Regions from separate parts of the Homo sapiens genome. Here region 1 is linked to region 2. Evidence: chromatin loops called from intact Hi-C (ENCODE). Cell type or tissue: K562. All regions are shown on one strand.

The links. Peaks named below come from ENCODE experiments on the same cell type or tissue, not always from the same donor. Only the 100,000 strongest peaks of a DNase experiment are listed, where the experiment ranks them.
Region 1: it touches region 2 in a loop (7-fold over the local background); 1 of 110 quality-filtered maps calls a loop at or near these places.

Annotation. Positions count from the first base shown.
Region 1 is chr11:91,788,688-91,796,687 of GRCh38, reverse strand. LINC02756 (long intergenic non-protein coding RNA 2756) reads right to left here and starts at 2,366. Exons shown (of 12, transcript NR_187312.1): 1 at 2,266-2,366; 2 at 1,276-1,379; 3 at 580-687. In K562, a CTCF peak has its summit at 3,580; DNase peaks (open chromatin) are centred at 2,377 and 3,737.
Region 2 is chr11:91,901,474-91,909,473 of GRCh38, reverse strand. No RefSeq gene overlaps it. Among named protein-coding and RNA genes, the nearest start is that of LINC02756, 110 kb to the right of the region's middle. In K562, no CTCF peak of the experiment used is centred here; a DNase peak (open chromatin) is centred at 3,843.

The sequences.
Region 1 (8,000 bases), 110 kb after region 2:
GGTGGCTCATGCCTATAATCCCAGTGCTTTGGGAGGCTGAGCCAGGAGAACCACTTGAGGCCAGGGGTTTAGCATCAGCCTGAGCAACATAGTAAGATCCTATCTCTACAAAAAAAAAAAAAAAAAAAAAATTGGCATGATGGGTTATGCCTGTAGCCCCAGCTACTTGAAAGGTTGAGGCAGGAGGATCACTTGAGCCCAGGAATTTGAGGCTGCAGTGAGCCATGATTGCACCACTGTATGCCAGCCTGGGTGACAAAGTGAGACCTTGTCTCACTCTCAAAAAATAAAAAAAAATAAATAAAATAGTCCAATTCACAGAAACAGAGTATAATGATGGTTGCCAGAGCCTGGGAGAGATGGGGATGGGGAGTTGTTCAATAGGTTTGAAGCTTCAGTTTTTTAAGATGAACAAGTTCTAGAGATCTACTCTACAATATAGTGCCCTTAGTTGACAATTCAGTATTGTACATGTAAAAATTTAATAGCATCTCATGGTAAGTGTTTTTACCACAAAATTCAAAATAACAAAAAAAGGGGAAAGAAGAAACTTTTAGTGGTGATGGATATATGTATTACCTTGATTTTGGTGATGGTTTCACAGATGTATGTGTATCTCCAAACTCATCAAATTGCACAAGTTGAATGTGTCCAGTTATTTGGCATATCAATTATACCTCAATACAGCTGTTTAAAAAAGAATATGGAGGGTCTAATTATATTTGAATTTCAGATAAACAATGAATTTTTTTAGTATAACCCAAATTTTTAGTATATGTGCCAAATTATACTAAATGATTATTTATTGTTTATCTGAAAATCAGTTTAACGTGAAGCCCTATATTTTATCTGGCAACCCTAATTGTAATTGATAGTCATTCATCATGGCTAGCTACTGCTAAAAGTCAAAGGAAAAAACAAAGAGTGAAAAACCTCAAAACCTAAATGCTGCCCAGGCCTCACATTTATCTCTGCTGGAATGTGAACTGGAAGCATGACCTAAAACTCTATCCACAGGCTCATCTCAATTTCTGGCTAGTAGATTTTCTGGGCTGTTCAGCCCAAGCATCCTAATTTAAAGTGCTTTCTGTGGTTATAGTTGGAGGAAATAATTGTGCTTATAATTCAGTGTAAATAATAAAATCAGTCCCTTAACTGTGCTCTCTGAAATAAATTTGCAGTTTCTATCTCTGTATATTTTATGTTTATTCATAATTTATTACTACCGTATTGATAATGTAGGAGTTAGCAGATTAGATGACAGAATAGTTGTACTTATCTCTGAGATGATGAAAACAAAACATCTTGTTAATCAATCATCCTGCTAGACACTTAGCCAGATTCTCTCCTAAGAGAATCTCTCCAGATCCATGTCATTACTGAAAGAGAAAGTAAAAACAAACAAACCAAAAAAGGGCTTGTTATACATGGACTCACTCCCAATTTGTGGTTCTCTGAAGGTCACAGCCATTTGCTAGTGAATGAAGTTTCAGGACTTACTCCTTCAACCTGCTTCTGCTCACTGTTATATTACTGAAGTACTGAGCAGTGAGTAAATGTATTAACCAGATATTTGCAGAGTCAGTTTCATTCTTTTTATTCAATTACCCATCATCTTAAAGAGGATGGGTTTTGCAAAAGTTTAGGTATATCTGGAATGCCATCTGGGAAAATAAGTAGTCTTGAGGCTGCAGAATTCGTAGGCTTCCACACTGAAAACTTAGTCTACGAAAGGTTTCAGAAATTCTTTCACAATTATAGTTTCTAATTAGCTCACATTATTTATATTACTTGGTCCCCAACCAAATGGCCACACCTGGAGGAAGGTTCAAACGGGCCAAATTTTATTTAATTGAGTTTAAATAAGATAAACAATATCGAACTAACGACTTAATCGCTCTTTACAGTTTACAAATGATTTCATTTTGAGATTATCGTATTTAATCTTTTGTGTTATCTCCAACCCTCCTCTCTGCTATTGTTACATATAAAAAAGTGTGAGATTCCCCTGGGCTAAGGTCACACAATGAACACGTTGCTCCAGGCACCACACTTAAATAACTTTATGTAACAACCACAACAACAAATACTGTAATGATGCAAATAATAGTAAAATGATCCAATAACAATTAACAAGCAGTTACTGAGGCAGGAGAATAGGGTCCAGAGACAAGGAACCTAAGGCTGATTCACGCTGAATTCCTAGAACTGAATCAAAAGGAAAACCCCACCTCTCCACACCCAAGTAACAAAACGATCAGTTACCTTTGCATTGGGCTGCAGATGAAAAATGGGAGGTACCTCTGATTGGTCCCCTCCTGCAACCAATCAGGCTGGTCAAGGGCCAATTCTTCTTGTGTAACTTTGTAACTTCACTTCAGCCTCTGATTGGTTGTCTCCCACAACCATTATGACGTGGTGGGCCACTCCTTCCTTTATGTAGGGTGTAATCAAATACCCAGTGGGAAACCTCTAAAGGATATTTAAGCCCCAGAAAATTCTGTAACTAGCTCTCTTGAGCCACTTGCACAATCCCACTCCTAGTCTGTGGAGTGTACTTTTGTTTCAATAATTCTATGCTTTTATTACTTCATTCCTTCATTTTTTTTGTGCATTTTGTTCAATTCTTTGTTCAAAACACCAAGAACCTGGACAACTCGTAGTCAAGAACCTCCACTGGTAACATTACTATATGCTTGGCCCTGTTCTAAGGACTGGAGTGTGTATGGTTATTCACAGAAGCAGAAACAGGCTCAGAGACGTGAAAAAATTTTCTCGCATTTTCAGAGCTGGAAAGAAGTGGAACCTGGATTTAAACACAGGCAACTCTAGAGCCTCAAGTTCCACTATGATCCTTATTAGAACATTAAAACGTCCAACACAAAGAAATGATACATGTTTGAGGTGATTGATATGTTAATTACTCTGATTTGATCATTATACAATGTATACACATACTGAAATATCACACTGTAGTCCATAAATGTGTATAATTATTATGTGTCAACTAAAAATAATAATAAAAGAGAAAAAAAGAAATGTACCGTCAGGTTTCCAGATCCTATCTCAGAGTCCTATCTGAGAATGCCAGACCACCTTCTAACTGAAACCAGTACCCTTCACTATCCTAAAGCCCATCATTTGAGGAAGGTGAGCAAGGTATTTATTGGCATTTGTTACATTTGCCTTTTCTGATAGCTAAAGATACTAACTCTCATGTCTGTGGCGGATTTGTTTTTTTCTACTTGTGATTTGCACCCTAATTTTGCTTGTGGTTCCTGAGGTATACAAGTTTGTTTGTTTGTTTTAGTATGTAGCTAAAAAACAAAACAAAACATTTGGTGGGAAAAAATACCTTTTCCATGCCACAACAGTGTTTGTTTGGTAAAACAGTTTCCAGAAACATTTCCCTATATCCTCATGCCTTCCTTTAACAGATGTTTGCCCAGAGCCCTGTGAGACTCTGGGGACACAAAGACAAATGGCGTCTCTAGCACGAAGCATGCTGGAGCTGGGAAGTTGGTGAGGAAGCAAATCATTTCAGTGCAGCCCAGGGACACTATAGTGAACTATGAGGGCACCCAGAGGACAGAGCCAACTCTCTGGAGGAACTTGGGTGAGTCAGGAACTGGGGGATGATTAGGGAAGGCTTATAGAGGAGGTGACATGAGCCAGGGGTGGAATAAAGGAACAAACAGATAAGTGAGGGTAAGGGTGTTTCACGCTAAGGGAGCAACTAGTGTAAGACATCAACTTAGGACACAACAGGGTACATTTACAATATCACAAGTAAATCCACAACCTGGAGCTAGGGCTAGGGCTGTGTTGTAGAGATAAATGTGTGGGATGAGTCACTGCGCAGGCAGTGGCTTCCTAGGATACAGCAAGGTTTTAAGTAGGCAAATGACATGCTTGTATTTGTATTTTGGAAAAAGTATCACCTAAGTATTCAGGAAGGTACAACTAAAGAAAGAAACCCCCTTTTTTGTGTTTAGACTCAGTTAACTTTAGATATTATTCCTTCTTAATTTAAAATGATAGGGATGTCATTAAAAGGCCTGACCTAAGGATGATTCTTTTTGTTTGCTTGTTTGTTTTTGTTTTTTTGTTTAGGGAAGTTGCCTGGTTTTTCTGAGGCCCTCCTAATTTCCTTTTACTGATTTTTTTTTTCTAACCTTTATTGAACACTTATTATTTGTCAGGTATTGTGTTGGTGAACATTGTGGTTATCTTTATTTTATAGAAAAAAGGAGTTGAGATTTAGAGAGGTTAAATTATTTGCCCGAAGGCACACAGTTAATTAGTGATAAAGTTAAGTTTTAAACTGTGAGATTGTAGAGTTTGTTCTTTATGCTATTTTTAAACTACATTATCCTGATGCTGCCTGTGGATAAGAACTTGCCTTGCATTTTAATTACACTCTGGAGGCCAGGGGAGCACCCACTTTTAAAAATAATTTGCCTGTAGTTACTACTTGACCATACTTTATATATGAAACAGAAGCTACCCTCTGTGTTTTAATGATGATTTGAAAGATAGTCAATCTTTCCTTTCCAGGTGCTAGCCAAGGTTGAGCTTCCGGCATTGACCCTATGTCAACAAAGTTGAAAAATATGGAATATAATGCAGATTTCACAGCTGAAAATGTCCTTGGGAACAGTTATTCCAGTGTTTTCCAAAGTGAACTGTAAGGTCCCATCACTGTGGAATCTTAACAAGTGTTAAGTGATAAAAGTTTTCTGTGGCCAAATAATGAAGGAAACATTGGATTAAACGTAGTTGACAGCTTTTCCTCCTTTTTGGGATTTCGTAGAGAATTTAGCATATAGCAGATCTTTGAATAACATCATTTTATTCAACATTGTTTTGCTATAAAAAAAAATAGATTCCCAGCCAGGGCTATTATGTGGAGTTTGCAAGTTCTCCCCACATCTGTGTGGGATTTCTCCAGGTACTCTGGTTTCCTTGGACATCTCAAAGATGTTTATATTATGTGATGTGGTCCCTAACATGGTCCTCATCTGAGCGAGTGTATGTGTGTGTGTGAATGTGCCCTTCCATGGGATAGCCTCTTGTCCAGGGTTGGTTCCTGCCACTCACCCTGAGCTACCAGGATAGGCTCTGGCACTTCTGGCAACTCATGATCATTAATTGAAAATATTATTAACTAATTATCCTGCTTGTTTTTATTAATCTTTTAAAAATGCTTATATATCTCACCTTGCAATATTTAATATTAAGAGTGTTTTTCGTCTTTACTTAGAAGTTTGGTGAAGGTCTTGTGATGAGAAATATGCTGTAGAAACTTACATCTTGTTTATTGCAATTAGCCTGTGGTAAAATTGGTTTTGTTATACGTCATTTCCCTTAACGTCTTTGTTTCCAGGAACCCTTTGATGACATCAAGTGAGGACTTACAAGATAAGATTGTGAGTCCTCAAGATTCAAAAACACAGTGTCTTTCAACCTGTTTGTTTCCTAAAACATCTTTTCTGACCTCAGCTTATTTGAAACATACTGCCTTACCTTTGCTCAACAACTGCAACTCAGAGAAAACAAGTGTCTTAGATGACTCCAGACATTTTGTCTCCCAGGCCATTCCTCCAAATCATGCTACCGATACCATGTACATGAGAGGCCTCCTTGAATCCATCTCAGTCTAGGAATTGCCCCTCCCCTTCGGGACAGTGCAAGAAGAGAAGTGCTACATGATAACTTGCTAGAAGAAAGCAACTTTCCAACAGCCACAAAGCAAGAAGGGCAATATCCCAGGAAGAGAGAGATTACACTCAGTTTTTATATCCCAAACACATTAGCAACCAGGATACTGGGCCTACCACGAAGAGTCCTGCTTGCACTTTCTAGTCAAAAGCATCTGGTGGAGGCTGCTTTGGGCAATCCATTTTATTTTAAATATTCATTCTCTTAGTAAATTTAATCTTCGTCCTTGGAATTCTCTATATTTTCTTAGTTATGATGAGAGTGAACAGCTGGGCCATTTTGTTCACTCTGTAGCCAGTGTTCAGTTGCGTCCCCAGCCCCCACTCCCCTTTTTTCCCAGACAGTGCCTGGCTCACTTTGTCTGGCTACTGTCTGACATGTCAGCTGACACTACCTCAGCTCCCAGCTGTTCTTCTCTTTCATACTATGGATTGTTCTTTGCATTAGACTCAAGCATGGTTTTGCACTTCCAGAGGGCTAATCTGTTTCCATGGCAACCTTTAAAATTGAGTAATTTGATGCAAGACCTGTCTAAAACTTTTTTTTGCTAAAAGTTTTTGCATGTGTGCAAAAATACACATGTGCAGTTCCAAGCTCAGCGCTGCTTTCAGACAGAAAGTTCATAGAAAACCTGACCACATTTTCAATTAGCAGAAAGGTTCTGCCAGCTTTCTGGGTTTTTAAAAATACATTTTCATTAAGAATTTAAGTAAGAAAGTGTATTTTATGAACAACATTTAGGCTAAAAGTTATAAACAGAAAATAACAAACTGGAGACTCTTTCATGTCAGTTTTAATATGGCCATATTTAACAGATGGGACCACAAACTTCTAACAAGATAGCAATTGAAAATGTGGAATATATAAAAGTTGCACTAGCTAATGTGACTATTCAGTTCTTAACTTGGATACTGACTGTTCATCTTTAATGTTGGATGGTTTTTCAGCAACATAATTTTCTTCAGATAAGCAAAAATATTAAAGTTAGAAAACTTAGTAAAAAAATATATACTTTAGGCTGGGCACCGTGGCTCACACCTGTAATTCCAACACTTTGGGATGCTGAGGTGTGTGAGTCGCTTGAGCCCAGGAGCTTGAGGCCAGCCTGAGCAAGATAATGAAACCCTGTCTCTAGAAAATACAAAATAAATAAATAAATAAACCAGACATGGTGGTGCATGCATGTAGTCCCAGCTACTCAGGAGGTGGAAATGCGAGGATCGGTTGTGCCTGGGAAGGTCGAGGCTTCAGTGAGCCATGACAGCGCCTCTGTACTCCAGCCTGAGTGACAGAGTGAGTCTCTCTCTCTCTGTCTGTCTATATCTATCTATCTATTTGTCTATCTATCTATCTATCTCTCTATATATATGTATATATACACATACACACACATATATAGATGTATGTATATATATGTATATGAACTAAAATGTATTTTTGTCCCATCTATGTAATGTGTTTTAATTCAACTTAATAAACATTTATTTAAGACAGAGAGAGAAACACAGAGAGAGAGAGAGAGTTTCATTCTGTCACCCAGACTGGATATATGTATACATACATGTACTTTATAACAGGTATTAACTATAGAAAATTTTGTTCAATGAATTATACAGCTTGGGATGCAACAGTATTAGACTGATGAGATTCTAAAAAATATCATTTTATGATATTTTGTGCTCCTTAGGGTCAGGATCTAAAACTTTTCATATTTATATTCCCAGCCACTAGCACAATATATGGGACACAGCTAGTATACCATAAATGTTTGTTTGTTTGTTTTTTAACAGAAATGGAAATTAAATTTTTAAAAATATCTCTATGGTGGTTGGTGATATAATTGTGAATAATTATATTACCCACTTTCTTTGTAGGTGGGTACACTTCCTGACTCATTTATTTTGGCTTGGCTATGTGACTAACTTTGGAAATAGAATGTGAGAAGCTTTTAGAGACATTGTAAGTTTCTACCAGTACTTTTGTGTTTTTGCCCTCTTCCATGAGTCAGCAGGTCCTTCTGGGTCTTAGATTAAAAGAAACATGGAATAGGTCTACACCCACCTGCAGTCTAGAGCAGAGCTGCAGCACACTTCTTGCAGACCTTATGTAAAAAGAGCAAGAAATAAACATTTGTTTTTATAAGTCATTGATATTTTTACAGTTGATTGTTACTGCAGCAAAAACTAATACATAGACGGATTACCTTATATATAACATGTATGTCACATATATGTGACATACATATATTTCATATTTATATATGATACAGAAAATAATAC
Region 2 (8,000 bases):
AGGCTGGAGTGCAGTGGCGCTATCTCGGCCCACTGCAAACTCCATCTCCAGGGTTCATGCCATTCTCCTGGCTCAGCTCCCCGAGTAGCTGGGACTACAGTTGCCTGCCACCACACCCGGCTAATTTTTTTTGTATTTTTAGTAGAGACGGGATTTCACCGTGTTAGCCAGGATGGTCTCGATCTCCTGACCTCGTGACCCGCCCGCCTCGGCCTCCCAAAGTGCTGGGATTACAGGCGTGAGCCACAGCACCAGGCTGGAAAAATGATTTTATTATAGCCATCAATTTGTAGCATGGGAAAAAGTTCGGGTGTCTTTCTATTTAACTGCACTGGGAGGTGTTATGGTGTAGTGGTTACTAGTGTGAGCTGTAGCCACAGAATAAGTGGGGTGGTTTAAATTCTGAATTTATCACTTTTGTGACGTGGGAAAATCATTTGACATCCTCATATCTCAATTTTAAGATCTGGAAAATGTAAATATTATGATACATATAAAGATTTCAGCTTGTTGTCTGGCACAGAAGCAGCATTAAGTAACAATAATCTGTTAATACTCTGATGATTTAATTGAAGGTAGGTGAGGTCAGGAGGTAGAAGAGGTTTAATTGAAAGTAGGTGTTTTGAATTCAGAACAAACTATGTGGGAAGGGAGCCATCAGCTCATGATCAGCTCATCACAGAAACAGACAGCAGATGGAAATGAGGTTAGAGCACACAAAAGATCAGTGTCTCACCTAAGGCCAGAACAGATGCCTTGGAGGTCAGAGTGTGGAAAAGTAGGTAATGTACCTTTTTTTTTTTTCTCTTTTCAAGATACTTGGCAGAAACAGGGCAGGTTTGAAAAGGCACTTCTCCAGTCTAGGACAGTTAGCCTTACATCTTAAAAACTGGTCTTCCCAATACTGTTTTTCTCCACCTGACTCTTACTCAGGTTAATCCTTAAATGCGCAGATTACCTTTTTTTCTCCAGGGTGAGAAGGTTAAGAATCACCTAGTTAAGGACCAGGTGTGGTGGCTTATGCCTGTAATCCCAGCCCTTTGGGAGGCCGTGGTGAGTGGATCACCTGAGGTCAGGAGTTTCAGACCAGCCTGGCCAACATGGTGAAACCCCGTCTCTACTAAAAATACAAAAATTAGCTGGGCATGGTGGCAGATGCCTGTAATCCCAGCTATTGGGGAGCTGAGACAGGAGAATCACTTAAACCCAGGAGGCAGAGGTTGCAGTGAGCCGAGATCACTCCATTGCATACCAGCCTGAGCAACAAGAGCGAAACTCCGTCTCAAAAGACAAAAAAGAATATTACCTGGTTAAGGATGTCAAACTTCAGGAAATGGGCAAACATGCATACAGAGGTGTTTTATGAGCAGTTGGAACTCACCCAGAGGTGTACCTGGTGGTAAGTAAAGGTCCTTTTATAGGTGTTAGTGGATGCTTTGAGAATGGTTGCGCTTACTATATCTTAATGCATTCAGTTGTTGCATCCCTGTTATATCTCCCAGGGATGTGCCTGCTCTTTTGGTGTCTGCCTATCCTGAAAAAATCTCTTCCTATCCTTAGAAACTGTAAAATCATTTTCAAAAAAGTTGATAAAGTACATGCAATATATGACAAAGCAATACATGTGGTTTCAATCATGGACAAGTCAATTACTTTTCTGAGTTTGTTTCTTCATTTGTAAAATGAGAATAATAATAACACCTACTTTGTAGAATTACTGTAAGGATCACATGAAATAGGATTTATCCAGTTTCCTTGTGCAGCATCTGAAAATGCAGGTCAAAGTGAATGATCACTATCGTCAATTATCTATTGAAACCTATTCTGTAAAAAATATATATGAAGTATCCTATAGTAGAGAATCACTCTGTTGGGTTTAATTTACTCATTTTTTACAATGTATTTTTTACTTAATACGTCTAATTCTCACCTCAGAGTTTCCGGAAACCAGGTAAGTGTCACCAGAGTTTTTAACTGCCCTTCGCTCCAAATGCTTGGCCAGAAAAGTCATTCCATATGTTTATTCACCTAAAATGCTGAGTTTGCTGTATCCAATTTCCCTGTTTACTCTTGCCATGCTAACGTGGCTTAGCATATACAAATATCATTCTTTATCATTCCAGGTAGGTCTTGGGTTTAATTATGAATTAGGAGAAATGAGCTGAATGTTTGAGCACTTTGGAGCCTGGTGAGACAATTTGTTCAGAATGGTTCAAGGCACTTCATTTTTTTTTTTTTATTTTATTGAAAAAAAAAGTCTGTTTCCGCTCACTTGCAATACATGAAAGATGAAGTGTGGCTGAAGTCAATTGATGGGACACAGACCTCCCTCACTCCTCCACACGACAAATTGATTCATTAGGACCTGTGTCAACATCCCCCGAAAGGCACACATGCTCTCAGATGCTTAGAGGATAGAGAGGACATATGTGGCCTCCTGGGAGGAGAAGTCAGCATGGAGCACACTCCTCCAAGTCAGTTGAGGAGCAATGAAGGTTCGTGAGCTGATTAGCAGTCATTTCCTCACGTTTTCTTTCTGTGCACCTCAGAGGCTGTGCTTGTTAGGAGCATCTTTTCCCTACAGGGGGGTTATGGCACTGTGAAAAATTCGCACTTTGCAGATAATTAAAAGTAAATTGGTTTAAATGAATTTCTGGCCTCTTTCCTAAATAGGGGAACTGAGGCAAACTAAGGAGACAGAAAAAAAAGGAAATATTAAAAAACTGAATGTATGAATTAATTATTGGAATTCCCAATTTATAAAATAAGAGGTTAGGCATTTCAAATGGGGCAAATGGTACCTCTTATTAGAGCAAGTGAAAATTCAAATTTATTCATTCATTTATTCAATCTTTTATGCAACAAATATTTCTTGAGCCCTCATCTGTATTAGATACTGCACCAGCCACAGAGGATGAAATGATGAACAAGATATAGTCTTTGGAAGGCCTCAAAAGGCTCATAGTCTAATGTGGGTGACAGAATTGTAGACGAATGACATCAAAATAGGGTGAAGGGTGCTGTGACAGAAAGGAGCACTGAAAGCTTGGAATGCTGAAGAACAGAGGAGAGAAGTTAATTCACTCTGAGGAATAGTCCAGGGTGTCTTTCCCAAGGAAATGATACAGGAGCTAGGACTGGAAAGACAACGAGGAAATGGCCAGCTAAGAAGGGAGAGGAAGGCCTTTCAGATGCAGAGCACAGCCTGTGCAAGGGCTTAGGGATGTCACAACCACTAAAATGAGGGGAACTGCAGTGTGTCCAAATCAGACAGTGTGATGTGAGCATCTGTAAGAAATGGAGCTGGAGGAGACAACAGCTAGGTGGTTAGTTTGTACTTTTCCTTATAAAAGTCTTTGGGCAAAGATAGGTTTCTTTTCTGGTGCAAGTGGCTCTCAGAAACTTCCTTTAAACCGGCAAAACCAAGCACAAGGCATATAAAACTTACATGACTTTTGTAATAATTGAAAGTAAAGCTAGGTACTTTAAAATCCCAAAGTCCTCCTTTTTCTCTTAGTAATACATGTTTTTCTAGCTCAAGATCAATGCTTCATCTCATTCCCTTGAATAGTTACCTGCATACCAGGTACTCGATGATGGATGGGGGAAGATACAAAATCTTGGTGAGATGAAAAATGATCAAGTTCTCACTAAACGTGTAGAATGGCCTTGATTGGAAGCTGAAACTGATGCTTTTGTGCCTGCTTTTGGCCCTAACTTCTGAGACATGAGGTCACATTGTTCGCTCAGCACAAATAGAAATATAATGCTCAATGCTGAGGCACAGGCATAGCTTCTTCCTGGTTCATTGCAGTCCACGGCATTGCTACAAGCAGAGTGATTGTGAAAAGTGTCAGTTCCATGCTCATTGGAGATTAGCTCAAGGAAATACTGTAGATCAGATGATGAAATCCATAACTGACATATAAAGGTCACTGGCAGATGGAGATAAGTGAGATACTTCATTGTTTTGTTGGTAATTCCAGGAATATTCTGAGATAATGTTTTCCAGTTGGCTCTTTCTGTTAGGATGATTATTAACTTGAGAGTGGTGTGCTTTGGCTTGGTAGTTCAGGTAGGCCTAAAAAAGGCAAATATGATTTCCAACAAGGTGAAATTAGGGTATCCTCAGGCTGCAAACATTTCTACAATGTTTTTATTTACTTATTTTTACTTTTGCTTCATATATACTCAAATTTTACCATCTTTAATGTGTTTAGTGTAAAATGTCATGAGGCTTGCTACTTAAATTACATGGTTTATATATACAACTAAGCTTCATTATTTACAGATTCCGTATTTTCAAATTCACCTCTTCGCTAAAATTTATTTGTGACTGTAAGATCAATACCCATATTGCTTTCATAATCATTTGCAGCCGTGTTCAGAGTGGTGAAAAATTGGAGTCTTCTGATGTACACATTCCCAGCTGAGGTCAAATGAGGCCACACCCTGACTTCTTGTTTCAGCTCTCACACTGTAAACTAGTGTTCTTTTTGCAGTGTACGTGGTGCCACGTTTTTAGCATTCTTTTTTTGTATGTGTGCATTTTGTTGTTGATTTTGCTGCTTAAAATGGCCTCCAAGAGTAATGCTGCTGGTTCAGTCTAGTATTTCTAAGCACAAAAGGCTGTGTTGGGCCTTACAAAAAAAATACATACATTAGGTAAAGTTCATTTAGGCGTGAGTTATGGTGCTGTGTCTATGAGTTCAAGGTTAGTTAATTAACAATAATAATAAATAAAATGTCTTTAAATGGAAATACATATGAAACAAGGTTATATCTTGATTGGTTAATTAAAATATTTTGATGATAGGCTCTTAAGAAAAAAATCTTGTATTTTCCCTTGGATCAATGGCCTGATATTCTCCAGTTCACTGTTTGCAGTGATTTTATAGAACATAGCTACCTCAAGTAATGCAAACTGACTGTATATGCACCTACATGTACATATGTACACAAACACTCATATACAAACAGATAAAGCAAAAGCAAGTGAGCTCAAATGTAATCTTTGCAGTTGGTGAATCTAGGTACAAGATTTCTGACTGTTCACTGTACTATGCTTAGTTTTTTTTAGATAGAACACTTTTAAAATGTTGAGGAAAAATATGCAAGTTTGAGGATTTTATGATGTATGTAGGCTTTTTGTGATAATTAATTTCCCAGATTCAAAAAAGTACAGAAACTTACAGCTTGTGAGACCTTAGTGATCAGCTGTTTTAGCCCTTCTGTTTATTAGAAACCCAGGTTCTGGACTTATTGTTGCCTTTAAGTTCGCATATAATCTTGGGTAGGTCAACTGCCTCTCTAGGAGTTCTTCCTCAAAGAAATTAAGTTGCTGTAGGAATCTCTTCAAGCTCCACCTCTCTATCATTTTAAATGATCTTCAGACAGGTTAAAATATGAAAATAATTTAGATATTTAGTAGAGAGTTAGTCTTAGCCTCCAGTCCAATGCTAACTTTATGATGCTAAAGTATAAGAGTTTTTAAAAAGCACACAATTCCTAAAAAATGACAAATAAATAAAGTAATTCTTTTATACAAAAATCAGGACTATTTAAAAAGCAAACAAACTATACCTTCAAATTATATAGAAAGTTTCTAGTGACAAGATTACCTCCTTGGGCAGTTCCTATTTGTTTCTATTTCTATTTCAGTAAAAAATGACATAGAAAAATATTTATTTGGGAAAATTTGTCTTCTGCGTTCATAGCCTTTCCTTCAAGTGTCCTGTAGACACTATTTTGTCATAGAAAGAACACAGGGTTTAGAGTAAATCAAACTGAATTCTAATTTGTATTTCTCCAATGTTCTATTTGTGTGACCTTGGCTGAATTATGAATCTTCTCTGAGTTCCAGTTTCCTTATCTGTAAAAATGATGATGACAATATTTTCCCTGCAAGAAAAAAGATAATGAGATAATTTTGCAAAAATGTCTGGCAACAAGGGGTGTTCAAAAATGTTAGTTTTTTTTTTTCTGTCCATCATTTACTGTTATTTTCTATAAAGACTTACAATGTGCTTGTCAAGAACACACTCTTTGGAGCCACACTACCTGAGTTCAAATCCTTGCTCTGCCATTTACCAGCTGGGTGCTGAGAGCAAGTTATTTAACCTTTTTGTGCCTTAGTTTCTTGACTTGTAAAATTGGGATAATAAGACGAGTACCTAACTTATAGAGCTTCTGTATAGTGAATTATTAACAATTATAAGTTGCTTAGAACAGTGTTGAAAACCATTTTACTGTTTGTTATTATTTCTAAGAATTTCAAGAAATCTGTATATATTAATTAAGAAAGCAAAATTTTAGATTCATAGAGAGTCTTGAATTGTACAAGAGCTATGTATAAAGCTAACTCTAAACATTAGCCAGATTTTGTCCTTTTGGACAGCCTGTAGGAGGGAATAATCCTTAGTCACTAATTGCTTGATTAAATTTTACTATACTATAGCATAATGATTGTATTTTAAAACCTTCCCCTTGATTTCAAATCTTGGGATGCATCCCTAGTTCTTTCATATTATATCTTCTTCTAGTAAGTTGTTGAAATGCATACTTTTCATTAATAAAAATGGCTACTTTTTTTGAGCAATTCCTAGGTATCAAGTCTAAGAATTAACCCCACTAGTTAGGTGATAAGTTAGTCTGTTTTATGGACGCTGAGAAGAGACAAGATTCCTAAATCAGAGACAAAGAATATTTTATAACTCATAGTAGAGCAAGCATCATGAGCATCAACATGTGTGTCAGTTCTCCTTGGCCCCAAAATCTCACAGGGGTAATTGTGATAAGGACCCACATGGATGCTGTGCACATAACCAGATTTCACTGTAGCCAGGGAACACCAGAACTCAGGCACTCACCATTTTGTAGCAAACAGTAAATAAGTATGCTCTTAGTCCCAGAGGGAGACATTCCTTCATCTTTCAAGGTTGCTTGCTGCAGACACAACTCTGAGAATGGCCCTGACAAAGAGCCTTCAGGGCTTTGCATTGTTGGCACACCTAGCAACAAGTGCAAGGCTCAGGGCTCATGGCATATTGCCTCTTCCAACACTATCTTCCAGGAACAATGCCAAATACTTTAATAGGGGCATTTTTTAACTGATTTATCATGACGTAGCTTACATTGTATGTGCATTTTACTCCTTATAGCTTCTTAAGGTTTCATGGAGACATTAACAGGGTTATCTCTGGGCAGTATTACAAATTGGGTACCTTTTTGGTTTTGCACCCCATCTTCCCATGGACACCACTTTTCCTTAGGCAGTTCTCCACTTTCAAGCCTTAACCTGTAATGGCCCTAACTTGACTGCCCTTCTTCTTGGCCTGCTCCCCTGCCTCAGTCCAGCTACTTCCTTTTCCCTCTTTGCCTAGAAATAAGATTTCCCTGTTTTATGGTCATTCTCTTACAGCCCTTCTTTCTCATGAGTTAGTCACAGAGAGGCAAATCAACATTAAAACATGTTAAATCATAGAAGGGCGACTCACCAGAGAAAATAACATTTTATTTTAAGACAGAACATTTGAAGACATGCTGCTTTAACCAAGTAATAACCTGAATGGTGGAAATTTGGGATTTCAAAAATATACAATTCTATGTTTCCTCTGTGCACGATCAGCCTTGGTAAGGAATAAATGTAGTTTTGATTTTATATGAAGCATTGATTTTATGTTCTCTAAGAAGAAAAGATATTTTGAGTTATAGATTTAAATGCCATTTCCTTTTCACTCCCTATTGTCCAGGGGTTTGTGAGATGTAGTTTTTGATCTTAGTGAAAGCTAAGAGCGGTCGTGATTAACTCTTTATAAGCGTTCATAATATCAGGTGTTGCTCCCCTCGTAATAAGCAAATTATTACCAAAACCATACTTTTTAATTCCAGTGCTACCGAGAGAGTTGACTGCAACACATTTGAATGTAGAAAGTGGAGCTGTACATAGGCCACCGAGCAGCCGTTCCATGACCTAACGCTTCTATTGGCACCTGCATTTC